Linked DNA regions of Homo sapiens: region 1 is linked to region 2. Evidence: read pairs that join two places in POLR2A ChIA-PET (ENCODE). Cell type or tissue: Panc1. All regions are shown on one strand.

Evidence for each region. Peaks named below come from ENCODE experiments on the same cell type or tissue, not always from the same donor. Only the 100,000 strongest peaks of a DNase experiment are listed, where the experiment ranks them.
Region 1: POLR2A ChIA-PET joins it to region 2 with 7 read pairs; 2 of 35 experiments call an interaction of 5 or more read pairs at or near these places.

What each region holds. Positions count from the first base shown.
Region 1 is chr10:30,912,875-30,917,874 of GRCh38, forward strand. The region is part of intron 3 of ZNF438 (zinc finger protein 438); the gene reads right to left. Among named protein-coding and RNA genes, the nearest start is that of ZNF438, 120 kb to the right of the region's middle. In Panc1, no CTCF peak of the experiment used is centred here; a DNase peak (open chromatin) is centred at 2,481.
Region 2 is chr10:31,276,764-31,281,763 of GRCh38, forward strand. No RefSeq gene overlaps it. Among named protein-coding and RNA genes, the nearest start is that of ZEB1-AS1, 40 kb to the right of the region's middle. In Panc1, no CTCF peak of the experiment used is centred here; no DNase peak of the experiment used is centred here.

The DNA of each region.
Region 1 (5,000 bases), 360 kb before region 2:
GATCTGCTGCTGGAATTCCCTCGCTGTCTAAATGCTGTAATCAGAAATCTAGTAGTTATTTTTAATACAGTTCTCTTTCCTCTCCCATTTCTAATACAACATATCTGTTGGGATTTAAGGATTAAATCTGTTATCTTTTCTATAACTGCACCACTATAACTTTACCCCAAGGTCCATCCTCTCCAGTGTACCCCACTAAAATGGCCTGTAACCAGTCGAGACACTTCCACCCTTTACCCCAAAGCACCATCCACGCTGCAGCCAAAAGGATCTTTACAGATTGCAAATCTGGACAAGTCAACTTCATGCTTAAAACCCTTTATTTGTTTCTCATTGGTCTTAGAATAAGCACTGATCTTTATTAAATATGACCTAAAAAGCTCTATAAGGTCTGAACTCTGCCTCCCTCTCCAGTCCAATTTCATACCATATATTCCCTTGGTTCTCTCAGCCCATTCTCCACTTGGCTTGATTCCAATTCTTCCTGCTTGCTTTGCTCCTTCCCACCACAGGGTCTTTGCCCATGCCCTTTCTTTTCTCTGTTTAAAATGCTATTTCTTCCTCCTCTTCTCCTAGTTGACTCTTATTCATCCATCAGATTTTTGCTTAAATGTATCCTCCTTAGGGAAGCCTTCTCTGGCCTCCCAGATGAAGCCAAATACTTTTATTCTTGGTACTCATCATCTTACCCCTTTCTTTCAGGTTAGAGAAAGAGTAAGTGAATTTAGGGAGGAAGGAGGAAAGAAGTATCTTAGTCAGCCTAGAAATTAAGACACTTAATCATTTAGTTGGAAAAGCAAGCACAGGCACAAGGGGAAGAAGAATTACTTAGGTAACAATAGGTTATATGAAGAGAATTACGTGGGTAATCACAGGCTGTAAAAGGAAAGAAAAAACTAAATAGCAAATCTTCTGGAATAAGAACAAGGAACTTCTCTTGTATCTCCAACCTCACAGTTTTTATTAAAATGAGTTAGGGAATAGAATGTTCCCACTGGAACTATATGTTCGGTATACAGGTGATGATTCATCCAGTCTTAGCATATTAAGCCATAGACAAATCCAATCCAAATGACTAAAATGACAAAAAATATGTAATTTTAATAGGTTAATTTCAACAATGTCCTAAACACGTTTTAAACTGATATTTTGCATTATTGCTTCACATTTTATGTGTGCGTATAAACTAAAAATCAAAATTGATTTTAATGGAATACCACTTAGTAATCGAAATGAACAAGTTATTAATAAACACAAGTTGGATGAATCTCAAGGAAATAATATTAATTTCGAGACAATCTCAAGAGAATGAAAAAGTTAAATTAAAAAAGTTAAATCAAAAAAGTTAAATCTAAGGATCCATTTAAATAACATTTTTAAAATGGAAAAATTATGGCAACAGGGGGCAGATTAGTGGTTGCCAGGGGTTAGGGACAGGGGTGGGAAGTGGGAAGGTAGATGAGTGTGATTATAAAAGGCCAACATGATGGAATCTTTGTGATGGAAATGTTCATCTTGACTGTAGTAGATACAAGAAGCTACACATGTGATAAAAATTAGATAGAACTAAATAAATACACACACAAATGAGTTCGAGAAAAACTAGGAAAATCTGAATAAGATCTAGAATGCATCAGTGTTAATATCCTGGATGTTACCACTGGGGGGATTGTGTAAGCGGTGCATGGAACATATATTATCTCTTGTAACTGCATGCAAATTTACAATTATCCCAAACTTAAAAGTGTCATTAAAAAACAGCTTTAAAGTGGTTTCACAGCATTTCTCAAAGACACTGGATTATATATACTCGACTACAGAATTCCAATTTTTTAAAAGGAGGCTTCCTCCAGTTTCTTCATGTTCTACCTTTGTTGCTGTCAGCCCATGAAGAAAGGGAGATTTAGGTAGACAGAAAGAAATGTCTTGAGGTTGTAATGAACACAATAAAAAAAAATCAATATTTTTAAAAAGTAGATCTTAAAATGTACTTGAAAGTTTGAAATCATAATGACATAAACAACTATTTATGACCTAAGAAGAAATGCCTACTTTGGTACTTTGAAGTATTAAAAAAAATCACATAGAATTAAATTACAAAGCTCAAAACTTGTTTAGGCAGCTGGTCTTTTTTAAAATCAAGGAACTTTAAACCTACAATTCTAATAGGCTTACTGGTGACACCCCAATCCTTTGAAAAATAAATGAAATATCATAAATCATTTGACAGTTTTTAAGCTTAGATTTTTATCATCAGTCAGACTCTTTAAAAATAAAAAAGCAATATGAAAGGATAGGATCTTGCTTTGTGCCCTATGAAGTTTAAGATAGAAAATAAATCATACTATTAAATGTCATTTAGAACCTTAACTTCAATACTTAGGATGAAATTGGCATAATATTCATGGTCATTCCTATGAGAATTCATGCAAGTCGAGTAGCTTTTCTTACAAGATATTGCAGAACTCTGGCACTTCCTGTGATAAATGAAGCAATAAGGCTTTGGAATTGCAATTGTGTATATTTAGGTACTTCATATAAGCAACCAGACTGTCATCTTGCTGGATATCTAGCACTATGAATTTATTATTTGTTATCCAAAGGAATGTTTGAATACTTATAAAGAGTAAAGGGTTGGGGTAAGCCCTTAACATTTAAAGCTACAAATGTAGGACTATATAGGAAGCCACAGTGTCCAACCTTAATTTTCTCGGCAAGTTAATTTAATGAAAAATATTCACAGATTTTTCAGGAAGTGCAGAGATGAAAAAATCTATAAATATCTTGAAAATGTTTAGGATTCAACATAACATTAAGATCTAGATATTAGCCACAGCATCCTGAGAATTTTTATCACAGTGAAGTTGCAAGAAAATATATTATGGGAGTCATTCTCCATGACCTGGTTTTAAGGTAAATTCATTGATGGGTCAATAATCAGTTCAACTCATAAAAGTGTGCTTTGAGAAGTCAGCTGAACCAGCATTAGTGGAAAGAGGTCAAAGCCGGGCCCTCTCAGTTATCTGGCCCATCCTATTTTAAAAGAATTCTGTTGGAGGAGATTCATTCCAAAGGCCAAAAAAATTACTTCTGTCTTTTCTGATGGTTTCATTTACCCATCACATAAGTGAAAATCCATAATTTTCTTTCCCTTCTTGAAGCAATAATGGCGGAACTTCTGAGAAACAGTCTCAGAAGATTTATACTGTACCAATATAAATCCCAATCATTTTAGATTTCAGTAGTTCTTCTAATTCGCTTTTAAGATACAGCCACCAAAACTGTGGCCTCCAAATAAGGCCACTAATGTCACATCCATATCAAGCTGTATAGGCATTTGATAAACACTTGAATGACTGAATTAGTGACAGCAGAAAGCCTACTTCTCATATTTTGCATATCGTATTATTGCTAAGAAGTATCCTTAAAGATTATTTAAGTGTACCTCTAATTTCTCAAGAAATTAAATGCTGAATACATACCAAATAGTATTTTCAACAAATGTGCAAGTTATAAATAGTAAAATGAACACCTGTTTTCCCACTAGCCAGTTTAGAGAATACATTACTTATAACTTTGAAGTCCCCTTTATGGCCTTTCCCATTCCAATTCCAATCCTTTTTCCCATGCCTTCTCTCCAGCTATCCTTTTTTGTTGTTGTTGTTTTTGCTTTCCTTTATAGTGTTACCATATGTATCCCTAATATCTTGCTTAATTTTGCAAGATTTTGGATGGAGTTATATTGGTTGGAATCATATTGGAAGTATTCTTAAGTTTCTTGGTTTTATTCTGTTCATGAGACTTATCCATGATGATATGTTTGAATGTGGCACAATTTGTGTCTTCTCTTATTGATGGATATCTGAGTTGTTCCCAGCTTTCTGGAACATATTATGTATTTCTCTATGTAGATTACCAAGAGTTTCTATGCCTCAGAGTGGAGTTGCTTGGTTGATATATGCACAACTTATTAGTTAATGCAAATGTATTATATGGTTGATTCAATTTGTATAACCACTAGCAGGGCAAGATAAGTTCAGGATGCTCCAACATTTTTGCCAATCTAATGGACATAAAAAAGTACTTCCTTGTGATTTTTAAAGCTCTTTTTTATTTCTTGAGGCAAAATTTATATAAAATGAAATGCACCAATCTTAAGTGTACCATTCCATAAGTTTTTTTACAAATGCATATACCTTGTAACCCAAATCATTACCACTACCCAAAGTTTGTTCCTTCAAAATCCTTCCCAGTCAGTTCCCGTCCCATCCCCTAGAAGCAACGACTTTTCTCATCCTTTCCCCTCACAGATAATTTGCCAGTGTTTCATTTTATGAATAACCACAGTCTGTTTATCCATTCTCTTACTGATGGGAAGCTGGGCTATTCCAGTTTCTGGCTAGTATGATTGAAGCTATATTATGCACATATATTATGTATGTACTTCTCATAAGAATCTTTTTGGTCGATTTTTATTTTCATTTCTCTTAGGCAAATATCTAGGAGAACTGCTGAATCATTGGGTAAGTGTATTTAACTTCATAAGAAACTGCCAGATCTTTTTCCTCAAGTGGTATACCTAATGTATAAGAATGCCAGTTGCTCTAGATCCTATCTGATTTTAGACAGTATGGTGGGTTTCTCATTCTCATTTTAACCTGCATTTCCCAGATGACAAATGACGCTGATCACATGCTTACTAATCATTTGAATATCTTCCGTTGTGCAGTGTCTGTGTTACAAAGTGTCTTTTCAAATCATTTGTTCCCTATTCCTTTTTAGTTTCTGGTTGTTCCGCTTTTTGTTATGGAGCTGTATAAATTAGCTATATATTCCTTTGACAAATATACATTTAGCAAATATTTTTCTCAGTCTGTGGCTTGTTTTTTGTTTTCTTAGTGGTATCTTTTGATAAACACAAGTTTGGTTTTTTCAATGAAGTCTATTCTTTAAAGCTTTTCTCTTACAGTGATTGCTTTCTACATCCTAAGAAATCTTTG
Region 2 (5,000 bases):
TTTGACAACCACTTGGGTGAGTAGATATACAAAAAAAGATGCAAAAAAAGGGAGGAGGAGGTGATAGGCAGAATTCTATGATGATCCCTGTTATCTGCGTGTCCTTCCCCTTGAGCACAGGGGAACCTGTAAACATGATGGCATATCACTATCACAATTAGGTTAATAATAAGTTGACTTTGTAAAATCAAAAGAGAGATTATCCTGGTTGGGTCCTATCTAATTATGTGAGCCTTTAAAGAAGCGTGACAAGTCAGACGCCAATCCAGCTGGCTTGGAAGAAAATAAATATCCATGTTGTGAACTGCCTTGGGGAGCCATATGTCACCTATATTTAACTGACCAAGTATTTATTAACCGACTAGTGTTTGCAAGATTCTGTTGGGCCCAGCTGTGGAGTTAAAAAAAGTTCACAGTTCTTTTCCTCAAAAAGCTGACTATCTACTAAGAAGGATAACATAAGAACACAAACAATTTTTCTTCAAGGCAGATTACACTAAAAGTCCTAGGAGAGACATACGCAAAGTGTTATAACATTTTAAGGAAGAACAGGTCACATCTGGCTAGGAATGGAAATATTTAATAAAGAGGCATGGGAGAAAGTATTAAAAAATAAGATTACCATAGGCAGAGAGATAGGAAAGAGAAGAGCAGAGGGGTTGGATAAAACGGAATCATATATTCCAGAGAGAGAGATCAAATAGACTAAGGCTTGCAGGTATGAAAAATACAGAGCATATTTGTGGAATTGCAAGTAGTCTAGTATGGCTACAGTACCAAAACCAGTGGTGGAGCAGGAGGAGGATAGGACCAGAAAAGTCACTAGTAAGGGTTTCTAAATGTTAAGGGAGGATCAGTGTTCAGGAGAAGCAAGCAGGAGTGGGTGATGGGGCCTGTCCATAGAAGTTAGCGGGACTAGAATTCACTGACTGGACATTAAGTTGATGATTTACCAAACTCAAATCCTTCTTTTCTGCTAACAGGTCCAGGATTGCTCCTAGAGCCTTATAGTGCCTTGACTTTATTTATTTATTTATTCTTATTTTTTGAAACAGAGTCTCACTCTGTGGCCCAGGTTGGAGTGCAGCAGCACAGTCTCAGCTCACTGTAAGCTTTGCCTCCCAGGTTCAGATGATTCTCCTGCCTCAGCCTCCCAAGTAGCTGGAATTACAGTCATGTGTCACCACACCCGGCTAATTTTTGTGTTTTTAGTAGAGACGATGTTTTACCATGTTGGCCAGGCTGGTCTTGAACTCCTGACCTCAGGTGATCCACGCGCCTTGGACTCACAAAGTGCTGGGATTACAGGCGTGAGCCACAGTGCCCAGCCAGTACCTTCACTTTATACATGTGTGTTTGGGAATATTAAGAATAGCAGCGATGGACCGGGCGCAGTGGCTCACACCTGTAATCCCAGCACTTTGGGAGGCTGAGGCCGGTGGATCACCTGAGGTCGGGAGTTTGAGACCAGCATGACCAACATGGAGAAACCCCGTCTCGACTAAAAATACAAAATTAGTCAGATGTGGTGGTGCATGTCTGTAATCCCAGCTACTTGGGAGGCTGTGGCAGGAGAATTGTTTGAACCCGGGAGGTGGAGGTTGCAGTGAGCTGAGATGGAGCCATTGCACTCCAGCCTGGGCCACAATAGCGAAACTCCACCTCAAAAAAAAAAAAAAAAAATAGCAGTGATATGAGGCACAGGACTCCATTGTACTTAGAAAGATAACCTTCATGGCAAATTGGAAATCTCCTCTGTATTTCTCTTGCTGTTTATGTGTACTAAAAACAGCTTATCATAACTTTATCACTTACACATAAATTTAATGTGGTATCTATATCCCCATAGCTTATCTTCACTGCCAATTTGGTGTTCATTGAGAGGGGATTTTTATTTCCTTGGCTTTCCTTTTCTAAGGACAGCAAATTCTCATACTGCTTTTCCTATGCTGGTCATTAGAAATATGGCTATCTCTATGAGTCAGCAGAATTCCTTATCTTTCTGGAACTGGTCAGATGTTTCCCTGTCCCTAATCCTAGGAAGTATCACATGGAGGAAAAGAGATAATGTGTTTTCTGTATGTTGAGTAGCACCTCCTTCCTGTAACATAGATTTTCTTACCTTGTTTATAATTTCACAGACTTTTCTCGAAAGGCCTTGTTACAATTGCAAACATTAAAAATATTATAATCTCTCTTTAAGCATCACTTCTAGAATTCTTCTAAATTACATATAACGTATCTGACAGTAACTCAGTATTTACTAGTGTTACTGACCTTACTCAGCAATACGTGGAAAACTGGGCTGTCATAAAACATGGCTTAATTGCAAAGTTTAATGTGAAAAATCAACTTCCATTTTAGGATATGATAGAGGAGCTTAGCATACACCAATGCACCCATGGAGAAAACACAGAAAAAGCTAATGAGATACACAAAATATCTGTTCCAGTGCATCAGTGGTTTGCTTCCTGAAGCAACCAGGAAGAAGAGAGCCCAAGATTGTGAAGATTCTGGAGAAGAGACAACAGTGGGGAGACTAGCTTGGAATCTGCAGCTGACTTTAACCATGGGTAAATTTGCCAGTTTTGGACTCTAAAATCTGAGAATTGCCTGGACAGAGGGCTACTGGGAAAGAAGGACACCAGCAGAGTTTTTGGTGGTCTTGCAGTACTGGGTCTAGAAAACTAAAGATATGAAGGGCTAGTGTTTGATTGAAAGGAATGAGTGAAGCACTAGAGTTGGCACAAGAAAGTTTCCCCCACAATATGTGCTGAATTCTGAAGCTGCATGAGACGGAAAAATAAGAAACTAAGAACAAAGCCCCAGAAAAGGTCTGCGTTTCTGATTCAGGACAACAATAATAATAGAGTTAAGAACTAGCCAAGAGAAGCTCCAGTGTACAGTACAGGTTTCCATGCGGAAGCCTTAGAGAGCCACACTCTAGCGAGGTAAATAGAGTTTTCACCTGTGTGAATAAAGCTTAGTCCCTGGTTGTATTTGTTATCAGTCTTCATTCTATCTACCCAGAAAGGAAAGATGAAACTTCTCTGGAGAAGATTATGTGATCTGGAACCTCTATGATTTTTTAATGTATAGTGTCCAGAATTCACTTTTTAAAATTACTTAACATGCCAAGAAAAAGATCATAAAATCAAGAATCGGTAGATAAGAAAGATCACTATATGATTTGGTGATGGGATTAAGCAGACAAGGACTTTGAAATAATTATGATTAATATGTTCAATGAAATAGAAGAAAAGGACAAAAATATACTAAGATACTAAAAAGGGCAAGAATGGAAATTGGAAACTCAGCATATGGATTTAACAACATATTATATATGTGAGATTAAAAGCATAAGGAAACCCAAAGTGAGGCCAATTCAACACTCAAGAACAGAGCTAAAAAAAAAGTGTAAGATACAGAAAAGAGTATGAAATAATACATGTGAAACATAGTGAAAATGTCCAAGAAACATGTAATTAAAGTCTCAGAAGGAACTGGAAGAGAGAATGTAACTAAAGCAATATTTGAAGAGATAAAAATGACTATTCCAGAAGATGAAAGACATCAAACACAAATCATTAAGCTCTGAAAGCCTTAAAAGGAAAAATACAGAAAAGGATAAATATTCCTGGCACACTAGAATAAAACTGCTTTAAAAAACACATAGACAAAAAGAAAATTTTAAAAGCAGCCAGAGAGAAACTTTACTTTCAAAGCATCAGAACTGATTAATTGATGACTTCTCAACAGTAATAATGGAAAACAAAAATCAATAGTATGACAGAGCTAAGAGTGCTTAAAGATCATAACTGCTGATCAAAAACTGTAATCCCCAAAGTCCTTCAAAAATTTAGTGATGTAAAGACGTTCCAGGAATACAAAAACTGACACTTAGATAATTTGTTGCCAATAGACAAGCAGTTCAAGAAATACATGAGTTCTTCAGAGAGAAAGAAAATGATCATAGACAAAAATATCAATGTTACAAAAAGCAAGAGAAAAGATAAAAATTTTTGATAAATATATTAATAATTGAATATTGTCTGTATAAGGTGATGATAATGATAATGCTGAGTCTTTACAGAGTTTAAACTACATAAAGAATTAAAAGGCAAAAAAGAATAAGTTTAAAAGTGGGCAGGGATAAACTGAATCTAAAAGTTATTAGGTCTTAGCATTATCTGGGAAGTATTAAAAGTAATAATCTATATTAGCTTATAATAAGTCAAAAACGTGAATTGTAATCTCTAGGGTAGTTACTAAAGAAGAGTTAAAGATGAACAACAAGATAACAGTTGAAACAAAATAATCAAATGATTAATACAAAAGTGGACAATAAAGGAGAAGAAAAAACAAAACAAGTGGGTTAAATAGGAAAAAAAAGAAAGAGGGAACATTTAAACCCAACAATGTCAATAATTACAATAAATGTAACTGAATAAAATATTCCAAGTAAAAGACTAAGATTTTCAGACTAGAGGAAAACAAAGAAAAACAAAACAAACAAACAAAAAATTCTAACTATATTCCTTTTACAAGAGACATATTTAAATATAAGGACACAGGTTAAATGTATGAGTATGAAAAAATAGTTGTTTTAGTTATACTAAGATAAGAGGCATTATAAGAGATAATGAAGAACTTTTCATAATGATAAAAGATTCAATCCACCAGGAAATATAAAAATTTTAAATATGTATGCACTCAAAGATTCAAAATGTATACATCAGAAATTAATAGTACCAAAAGAATAAATCAACCAAATTATAATTACAGAGGAATTTTTTTTTTTTGAGACAGAGTTTCGCTCTGTCATCCAGGCTAGAGTGCAGTGGCACGATCTTGGCTCACTGCAAGCTCCCCCTCCCGGGTTCACGCCATTCTCCTGCCTCAGCCTCCCAAGTAACTGGGACTACAGGTGCCCACCACCATGCCCAGCTAATTTTTTGTATTTTTAGTAGAGATGGGGGTTTCATGGTGTTAGCCAGGAT